Linked DNA regions of Homo sapiens: region 1 is linked to region 2. A link is a loop called in an ENCODE intact Hi-C map of the cell type or tissue named here. Cell type or tissue: heart left ventricle. All regions are shown on one strand. Each heading gives the region's core, and the rest is flanking DNA. Links, peaks and the distances in the headings are about the cores only.

Evidence for each region. A loop is a pair of places that touch in the nucleus more often than their neighbours do. Peaks named below come from ENCODE experiments on the same cell type or tissue, not always from the same donor. Only the 100,000 strongest peaks of a DNase experiment are listed, where the experiment ranks them.
Region 1: it touches region 2 in a loop (8-fold over the local background); 1 of 110 quality-filtered maps calls a loop at or near these places.

Annotation. Positions count from the first base shown.
Region 1 is chr1:228,296,159-228,301,540 of GRCh38, forward strand. OBSCN (obscurin, cytoskeletal calmodulin and titin-interacting RhoGEF) reads left to right here. Exons shown (of 116, transcript NM_001386125.1): 49 at 2,296-2,559; 50 at 3,101-3,364; 51 at 3,724-3,987. Among named protein-coding and RNA genes, the nearest start is that of OBSCN-AS1, 85 kb to the left of the region's middle. In heart left ventricle, for the core only: no CTCF peak of the experiment used is centred there; a DNase peak (open chromatin) is centred at 2,523.
Region 2 is chr1:228,238,527-228,243,908 of GRCh38, forward strand. OBSCN (obscurin, cytoskeletal calmodulin and titin-interacting RhoGEF) reads left to right here. Exons shown (of 116, transcript NM_001386125.1): 11 at 4,657-4,932. Among named protein-coding and RNA genes, the nearest start is that of OBSCN-AS1, 28 kb to the left of the region's middle. In heart left ventricle, for the core only: no CTCF peak of the experiment used is centred there; no DNase peak of the experiment used is centred there.

The DNA of each region.
Region 1 (5,382 bases), core at 140-5,139, 58 kb after region 2:
GGTGACTCAGTACAGTGGCTCATCTCTATAATCCTAGCACATTGGGTGGCCGAGGCAGGAGGATTACTTGAGGCCAGGTGTTCTAGACCAGCCTGGAAATATAGCAAGACCCTTTTCCTAAAAGAAAAAAGAAATTGTTAGGTTTGGTGGTACACATCTGGGGTTCCAGTTACTAGGGAGGCTGAGGCATGAAGATCACTTGAGCCTGGGAGTTTGAGGTTGCAGTGAGCTATAATTGTACCACTGCACTCCAGCCTGGGTAACAGTGAGACCCCATCTCTACCTTTTTTTTTAAAGTCTGAAAAATAATTCTCTTTGACTTAATTCCAGTCCTCCATGCCAACCAGAGTGTTATCCCCAATCTCTCAGACCTGGGTAATATCTTATCCACTCATCCTTGGGTAACAGCCTCTCCCCCTCCATTCTGGGAAGAGGTGGTCCTGATCCCTGGACCTGTAGTGGCAGTGGAAGCCCTGCTGATGCCTTTGGGGTCATTCTTTTATTTTGAAGGATAAGACATGTTTGCAGCCATATAGTGATATTAGCTCATTCTGTTGAATCCCAGAAGTCTGATAGCCTTCCTTCATTTTATCCCACCTCAATCCAGTTCACTCGAATCTGCTGGTATAAGATTATCAGAAACTGAGTTGGCCTCCCATGCAATTCATGGAGGTCCACACCATCAGACAAGAGGCTTTTCCAGATAACTGCATCTCTATTCCTGGCTTCTGTTGAGATGACTAATTGGATCCATAAATTGCACACCTGGTGCTTTAGCAAATGGTTGTCTAGCCACACCCTTGATGTTCTCTTCAGAACAGTTTCTCATTTTTTACCATGTGGTTAGGCTGAAGAATTTCCAAAGCTTCAAGTATTGGTTCCTTTTTTATTTACAATTCCTTCTTCAATTTATTTCCCTCCTCTTGCACTTTACAATAAGCAGCAAAGAGAAAACAGGTTTCATCTTCAACACTTTACTTAGAAATTTCCTCAACTAAACATGCAAAATTTTATTGTTTCTTAGTCCTACCTTCCACACACAACACAATTCGGACAAGTTCTTTGCCACTTAATAATGAGGATCGCCTTTCCTCCCCTTTTCAATAACCTGTTCTTTATTTCCATCTGAGGTCTGACCAGATGTCCATCTTTTTTAATGTCCATCTTTCCATGAACAGGTTGTTCACAGCAATCTAGGTTTTTTCCAACATGCACTTCAAATATCATCCAGCCTCCATCCATTACCCAGTTCCAAAGCCACTTCCACATTTTTAGATAATTGTTACAATGGCACCCTACTCCTGGTACCAATATTTGTGTTAGTTTTCTGACTAGATGTCTGAGGTGAAGTGTTATTAGGTTGACTTCCTCTGAGGCTTCTCTCCTTGGCTTGTTGATGCGGTCTTCTGTTTTTTCACATGGTCACTCCTCAGTGTGTCTCTGTGTCCTAATATCTGCTTTTTATAAGGACACCAGTCATATTGGAGTTGGGCACACCCTGACAACCTCATTTAACCTTAGTTACCACTTTAAAGGCCCTATCTTTAATACAGTCATGCTCTGAGGTTCTAGAGGTTAGGTTTGAATGTATTAATTTGGGGGGACACAATCAGACCATAACGGGGTAACCAGGGTGGGGCTTGCTCCATTGTACCTTGTGAGCTCTCACTTTGCTTAGAGTCAGGAGGGAAGAGAGGACAGCAGGTTGAAGGGTCAGAGGTGTGATGTAGAAGCCGCATCTGGAGTCTGTTGGGGGTTTTGGTGATTGAGCCAAGGCAATGTGTATCCAGTAAAGTCAGGACAGGAGCAGTGAGGTGGAGACAGCAGGTCCTTGTGTGGGCTGGGATGGTTGGCAGTGAGCCGAGGTATGCCCATGCATGAGCAGTGCTGGATGGAAGCCCTGCCTGGGATGGGTATCTCCTGTATGAGAATGGGAAGCAGGTGTCAGGACAAGGAGGTGCCTCCTGTGAGGCTGGAGAAAGAGAGAGAGAGAAGAGAGAGATGTATCACATTATTGCATATGTGGAAGTTGCAGGAGCCTGTCTTGCTTCCTAGTAATGATAGGACATGGGTAGGACAAGATGCCCTTTGAGAAGAGATCCAGGATGGAGCCCATCTCTCAGCCAATCTGCACCTCATAGGCAGAACACAGGAAGACCTCAGTCTCACATGGTCTTTGGTCCGCCTTATCCCATGTCTTCGAGATCTGCTTCTGTTTCCTTCCTAGATAATCAGGTTGCGTCCCTCAGATCCTCCAGAGGGTTTGATGGCTTCTGTCCATGTGACCCTTCCTAGCCCTGCCTGCACGATTCACTCAAGATCTGAAGACCAAGGAGGCCTCAGAAGGGGCCACAGCTACACTGCAGTGTGAGCTGAGCAAGGTGGCCCCTGTGGAATGGAAGAAGGGTCCTGAGACCCTCAGAGATGGGGGCAGATACAGCCTGAAGCAGGATGGGACGAGGTGTGAGCTGCAGATCCATGACCTGTCTGTGGCGGATGCTGGGGAATACTCATGCATGTGTGGACAAGAGAGGACCTCGGCCACGCTCACTGTCAGGGGTAAAGTCCATCTGTCCAGATCTGCGTTCTGGTGTCCAGTTGTTCACTTCTTGCCATCAATCTCTGCTCATTGCATGGTCTCCCCCAGACTGCCACACTCTTCACGTCATGCCACACTATCCCTTCCAGCTTCCTGGGCTGCTGAAGGAACCAGAAGAAACTCTCATCTACATCCAGATTCCCTCTCCTGTGATACTGTGGGCCCTGTTCTATTGGATTGTGTCTTGTCTTTCATCTTGTCATGTCCTATCTACCAGCGCTTTCCAAGGAATTTAATGTTCTTTGTGTTTTCTGACCCTCTCTGGCCCTGCATGGCAGATTCACGTTATCTCTGAGGCCTGAGGAGCCCACGAAGGGGCTCCTTCGTGGTTACTTCGTGATGTTACCAGGCTGAACAGAGGGAATCTACAGCCTGTGCTTGGCATACCCTGCATGTGGTCTGTGTCCAGTTGGGCTTTGTGTCTTCTCTGTGCCATCCATGTCCTGTCTCTTTCATGTGCTCAATGTAATTGTGTCCATGTCTTTCTGATCCCTCCACCAGCCCTGCCTGCCAGGTTCACAGAGGGTCTGAGGAATGAAGAGGCCATGGAAGGGGCCACAGCCACACTGCAATGTGAGCTGAGCAAGGCAGCCCCTGTGGAGTGGAGGAAAGGCCTTGAGGCTCTCAGAGATGGGGACAAATACAGCCTGAGACAAGACGGGGCTGTGTGTGAGCTGCAGATTCATGGCCTGGCTATGGCAGATAACGGGGTGTACTCATGTGTGTGTGGGCAGGAGAGGACCTCAGCTACACTCACTGTCAGGGGTAAAGATCCTATGTGGCCATGTGGGCTTGTGGCTTGGTGTATACACCTCTCTGTGTCACCACCTTCTGCCTCCAAATGTGGCACATCTCCTGTGGAAACCCTGTGATTGTCTGTCCTCTAACTGGGGCCCTCTAGGTATCTCCTGCCTCCCCTTCTCATCAGTAGATGTCCTCCTGCTCATGCATGTCCCTGTGTGTTCTCTGTGCCTCCTGGGCCATTTGCCTTCTCATTGTTTATATATTGCTCATCTAGCTATGGTCCTTTGGTGGTTTGTGTGGCTCCTTATTGGTGTCCATGTTCTGTCCGAAAAATCCTCCAGACAGTCTGATGATATCAGTGACTGTTTGGTCCTTCTCAGCCCTGCCTGCCAGATTCATAGAGGATATGAGAAACCAGAAGGCCACAGAAGGGGCTACAGTCACATTGCAATGTAAGCTGAGAAAGGCGGCCCCCGTGGAGTGGAGAAAGGGGCCCAACACCCTCAAAGATGGGGACAGGTACAGCCTGAAGCAGGATGGGACCAGTTGTGAGCTGCAGATTCGTGGCCTGGTCATAGCAGATGCTGGAGAATACTCGTGCATATGTGAGCAGGAGAGGACCTCGGCCACGCTCACTGTCAGGGGTAAAGACCACATGTGACCACCTGAGTGACTTCTGTCTTCCCCCACTTAACCCACATGTTCTGTGCTCTCCCAGTGTCTCTCAGTGTCGTTGACATTTTATTCAGTCACTCATCTTTGTGGTCCATCTCACAAATGCATGCTGAGGACCCACTTGGATGGCCTAATCTAGGGCCTGGGCATACAGACCCCAAGGGTGAATAGTGCAGGGTCCCCAGGTGTCAGGACAGGGAGAGCAGCAGGCAGGTGTCAGGGTCCAGGAGAGCTGTCTGGGGCCCCTGCCATCTTGCAAAGGCCTGTGGATGTCCACCAGCTCTTGAGCCTCAGGCATGGAGGTCAGGAAATGTATGTCCTTTGACAGACATAGCGATGGCTCAGGCCAGGCCCCTCTTCAGGCTGGTGAGTGTTCTGATTGATCCTTGTGGTCATTCCAAGCTTCTAAAGGAGTATTGTCTTCATCTGCTCAGGCTAACGTAACAAAGCACTGCAGACAGGGTGGCTCAAATAACACAGATTTATTTTCTCAGAAGTATGGGGCTGAAATCTCAAGATCAAGATGTCAGCTCCTCTCTTCTTGTAGACAGCTGTCTTCTCCCCATGTCTTCACATGGATGTCCCTCTGTGTGCATGTGTGTGTCCTAACCTCTTTTTATAAGAGCACCAGTCATACTGGATTTGGAACCACCCTAACAACCTCATTTTTCCTTTCAATGATTGTCTTTAAATACAGTGATATTCTGACGTGTACTGGGGGTTAGGACTTCAACATATGCATTTTTTCTGAGGCACAATTCAGACCATAACACTCCACCATCTGGATTCTCAAAATTCATGGCCTTCTCACGTGCAAAATATGTTTACTTCTTCCTAACAGTCCCAAATCTTAGCCCATTTCAATATCAACTAGTCCAAATCACCTCTAAATATCATCTGAGTCAACTGTGAGGGAGATAAAGTGTGACTTATACAGAGGCAAAATTTTTCTTCATCTGTGAGGCTGTGAAATCAGACAAGTTATTTGTTTTGAAGTCACAATGGTGGGACAGGCATAGGATGGACATTCTGAATCAGGGAGAAACTGGAAAGGAGGAATGAGTCACGGGTCCCAAGTAAGGTGTAACCCTAGCAGGACAAATATTATTAGGTTTTAAGGCTTTGGATTAATACCTAGTCCTCTCGACCCAACAGGGTTGCAACTCTACCCCCTCAGCCCTGAGTGGAGGTGTCTGGCTCTCTGTAACTGAGGAGGAGACAGCCTTACTTCCAGGCCTGTGCCCTCTACCCTCTGGTTATAATGCCATTCCTGTCAACTCCTGAACTAACTTTTGGGTCATTATTCCTTTTTCTTACAGAATATCTTGTTTATATCCATGTAGCTCTATTGGCCCATCCTGTGG
Region 2 (5,382 bases), core at 147-5,146:
ATACATGTGCACACACATGCTCACAATGCACTCATATGCACACACACATTCTAACATGCACACCTACACACACATGCACTCACACGTATGAATGTACACACATGCACACGTGCACTCACATGCACCTACACACACTTGCACAACATACACATGCACTCACACATACACCACCCACACATGAACACACACACATATAAACTCACACACACACACTTGCACATACATGCATACATATCCCAACAACACATTTACATATGCATAAATACATTTAAATACACACAAACAACACACAAGACATATATACACACACATACATAGACACACACAAACCTAAACATAATACACACACAATACCTACATATGCACTCACCTACATATATACACGCACAGACACCTCACTCCCACATACACCTATATACACATATACCCCCATACACACTTATACCATATACATACATTCAAACACATGTACACTTGCACACATACATATACACATTTAAACACATATACACAAACGTACACACATGTGCATACACATGCTTCATCTCATACACACAAATACATGCATGATACACATACACATGAAAACACACTTAAACATACACACTTGCTCATACATATTACATACACATATTAAAACACATTCCCATTCTCAAACACATCCACATGCAGTGTGATTGTGAGTGATTTTGTGAAGTGCATATCAAAGAGACACAGTTTCCCTGAAAGTACTTTGTGAGTCCTTCTCTAAAGCAAACATAACAAATGTCAAAGAGCTTGGGGAAGCCCTCCCTTGGTGATCAGGCAGATTCGAGGGCCATGGAATGAGCAGCAGATGTAGCTGCCCAGCTGGTTGAGTATGCTGCGGCTGTGTGACTGGATTTGCATCTGTGCTCATGCTTAGAGGTGCTCATGCGGGATGCTGGTCTGCCACATGCCCAGTGCTAGCACCGCTGCTGAAGACACGTTGCTGACAGGCTGCTGTGTGGGTCCTTGCAAGATCCTCGCAGTGCCTGAATCCATACCCGGGTCCCTGAGAACATCTGGCTGCAGAGGTTCGGCTCTGGGACTCCTCAGCATGCTCAGTGAGGCGGTAACACTTAGTCAACTTGGTTTAAAAACACAGCAGCTCTTTTAGTGATCGTTTTGAAGACAGGTGTGGACTTGGAGGTGCATTTGAAAGCTGGTGTCCACTCACTTGGGCTGTCCTGTACACCTCCGGAGTGGACTTTGGTCCTTAATTCCTGGGGATGAAAACATAGAAGTTTCACAGTTAGACTTTGACTGCACCATGGAGACTAGATTAGGATGGGGGGGATCAGAGGCGGGAGGCTCTGCCCTGCCTGGTCCAGGGAGGGGAGGGCCGGGCCTACAGAGGGACAGTGGTCCCGTGGGTGGAGGAGAGGGCTGGGTCTGCAGAGGGCCCGAGGTCCCGAGGGTGGAGAGGAGGCCATAGGCTCAAGAGCCATTTAAGAGGTGGAGCACAGGCTGGGGCGCGGTGGCCCGAAGTGTAGTCCCAGCACTTCGGGAGGCCGAGGCGGGCGGATCGCGAGGTCAGGAGATTGAGACCATCCTGGCTAACACGGTGAAACCCTGTCTCTACTAAAAATACAAAAAGTTAGCCAGGCATGGTGGTGGGCACCTGTAGTCCCAGCTACTTGGGAGGCTGAGGCAGGAGAATGGCATGAACCCAGGAGGCGGAGCTTGCAGTGAGCCAAGATTGCGCCACTGCACTCCAGCCTGGGCAACAGAGCAAGACTCCGTCTCAAAAAAAAAAAAAAGAAAAAAAAAACCAGAGGTGGAGCACAACAGAGTGGTGGCCAGGTGGGTTCAGGGTTGAGAACAGAGGAGATGGGAGGTGAACTGCAAGCTTGGGCAGATGCGTAGATGCAGGGGCTGTATCTGAGATGGGGCAGTAGGCAAGGAGTAGGTGTGCGGGGAGAAATGGGTGAGGAGCTGTTCCGTCCTGTCCAACCTGGGGCTGGAGTTGCCACAAAGGCAGTGGCAAGGAGTTCCCACAAGGGAGTGCCCCAAACCGTCCCACAGTGGGATGCTTAGGATTCCACAGAAAGAAGCACCAAACCCCAGGGCGATCAGTCCAGAGCTTTATTAGAGGAACTTGCTTACAGAGGAGGACTGCAGCATATTCTTGTAACAGACAGCAAGAAGGCAGATGTCCCACCCAGGCATGTCTGCCATGAGGGGTCAGGGTATGGAGTTTATCTCAGGGATGAGGACTCTGGCTCAGGGCCAAGCAGGGTGGCTTTCTCTGTATTTAGCAAGATGGCGGATTTCTCAGAGTCTTGAGCAACAGCCTAAACACCTTTATCCATGCCTGGTTCAAGCCTGGAGGGGAAAACTTGCAGGTGGGTCAGGACAGATAAAGAAAGTGCTGGGGATGTTGGGGGTTGCTATATTAGCCTATGTGGGACATCCAGGAGGGAGTAGCTCTCTGGGCTGGACCTCGGTCGATGCTGAGCTGACAAGGGAGCTTTGGGATTTGTTGGCATGTCAACGGCAGGAGAGGGTGGGCGTGCACCAGGACACCATGGGCAAGGGACCGTGATAACAAGGCTCGCCCTGGGGCAACACTGAGGAGGCTGAGACCACCAAGGAAGAGGCCCAAAGGAGCAGGAAGAGAATCTAGAGAGTCGTATTTTGGGGTCAGTGAAGACTTTGATGCATAAGTGACGTGCAGGTGTGAATGCCATGGTGAAGCAGGAGCGGCTGGGGAAGGGCTGAAGGACCGCAGCCCCAGTGGGCACAGGTGACCTTAGCAGGAGCAAGGGCTCCATGGCTGCTAAGCAGATCTGAGATGAGGATGTGGACACAGCTGGTGTCTACAGCTGTTTCCCCAACCAGGCTTTGAAGGGCAAGAGAGAGAGCAGGGGTAAGATGCAGGGCTGGTTCTGGCCTCTGTGGCCTCCGGTTACTGCTGTGACATGAGGGGGTGTCAGAGCCTCACCACCTGCTGCTGTCCATCTGCCAGCCCTAGCAGAGCCACCAGGTCACCAAGGATGAGCTAGTGAAAGGCAGGCAGCTGGATGCATCATTATTTCCTTTGTAAAAATTAATTTACAACATAAAAACACCATCTTTTGTATGTTGGGCACAAATATGTTTTTAAAAAGATTTTTAAAAAATCTAAGTGTCCAACAGCAGATGAATGGATGAAGAATATGTGTTGTATATTATGGTATGCAGGGGGATGCTATTCAGCTGCCACTCAACTACATGGGTGAAGCTGGAGGATGTTATGTTAAGTGAAATAAAACATAAAGACAGTTACTGCACAGTCTCACTTATATGTGGAATCCAAAAATGTTGAACTCGTAGAAGTGGAGAGTAAAGTACCGGAGGCTTGAGGGGGAGCTAGGTCATGGAGATGTTGGTCAAAGTGTACAAAGTTTCAGTTTGGAGGAATAAGTTCAAGAGATCTATTGTACAACATGGTGACTGTAGTTAATAACAATGTATTGTATTCTTGAAAATTGCTAAGAGAGTGGATTTTTAGTGTTCTCACCATAAAACGATACATATATGAGGTAATGCATATGTTAACTAGCACAATTTAGCAATTCCACAGTATATACATATTTCAAAACACATTGTTCATAATAAATGTATACGTTTTTAGTAAATTTAAAAAAGGACTTTTAGGATAAACTACAGAGAGTGAGGAAGAAGCAAAAATAATAAAAGAGGCCATGCAGAAAAATTTCAGAAATGATAAACAACATGAATCCTAAATTTATAGACTCACAAGGAATCATTGTAAGTGTAAAGAAGATAAATTCTCGGCTAGACATATCATAGTGAATTGTAGAAGGCCAAAAACCAAGAGGAGAGCCTTAAAACTACCAGACAGAAGAATATATTAACAGAACAACAGTTACCTTTCCTATAGATTTTTCAGCAGCAATGAGGAGCCCAGAAATGAAATAATGGCATAATGTCCAAATTAGCAAGGGAAAACAGCTGTCAACCTAGAATTCTATACCCAGCTAAGCTATCATTCAAAAGTGAGTGTGAAATAAAGACATTTTCAGGAAGTAGATTGACAGAGTTTACCATTCACAAAACCTTCCTGAGAGAATTACCAATAGATACACTTCATAAGAGGAAAATGTCATCTAAAGTAACATAATAGGTGCTGAAAGTAGTGATATGAGGAAACCAAAATAATGAAAAGATCCAATCCCAAGGCCTAGGATTAGATTATACCAATGGCAATTGGCCCTCTAGAAGTTGTAGGCTGCATTAGCAGTCCTTTGTGAGTCAGTGCTACTGCCCATTTTGCCAGTGTTACTTAAGGAATTATGTCTGAAAATACCTATGCATTGGTGTGCAGGTCACAAACTGTCCTTCTCTTTGTTTGTATACTTAGGAGATCACAGCTGGTAAATAAATGCCAGAGCCTGAATTGCAGCATATACCAGTCTGAAAATTATCTAACTGGGAGGCTTCAGATTCTGAGAACTAACCTATTGCCTGCCCTGTGCATCTTCAAAACGTAAAGTTCTTTTTGTTGAGAAATCCAGGAACAGGGCAGGCTTGTGGCTGAACCATCAGAGTTTTGAGATCAAGAAGGTGGGCCCTCATTCAGTTCTAGTAATTGGAATATGTCTGACCCTGTGTGTCCCACTCTGTCCCCAGAGCCCAAGGTGGTGTTTGCCAAGGACCAGGTGGCACACAGTGAGGTGCAGGCTGAGGCAGGGGCCAGTGCCACGCTGAGCTGCGAGGTGGCCCAGGCCCAGACGGAGGTGATGTGGTACAAAGATGGGAAGAAGCTGAGCTCCAGCTTGAAAGTGCATGTAGAGGCCAAGGGCTGCAGACGGAGGCTGGTGGTGCAGCAGGCAGGCAAGACAGATGCCGGGGACTACAGCTGCGAGGCCAGGGGCCAGAGGGTCTCCTTCCGCCTGCACATCACAGGTGGGTTTCTTGAGATCTTTCTTATGTTCCTTAGGATAATTTTTAGTGACATTAGCGTGGAGGTGCCACCTAATTGCCTCTTTTCTTACAAAGCTTCCCCTAAAATAACAACTAGCAGGTATTAATTTTGTGCCAAGGGGCATAGATTTTGTGAATGCTACTTGTCTTTCGGCTTGCTTAAACTTCAAAACAATCCTATGAGGAGGAACTCTGATTATTCCCATTTTAAGATAACACACAAGGAAGTAATTTACCACAGTTCACAAAGCCAGAAAATTGCAGTCAAGATTTGGACCCAGTATTCTGGGATTATTATTCCTTTTTTTCTTCTTGAAGAGTATTATCTTCAGTATTTATGTAAGCTGCTCTGCTGGTTATATATATTCTCATTTTTTTCTCATATGAAAACATATTTGTTTTCCCTTTGATTCTGAGGGCTGTTTTATGTGG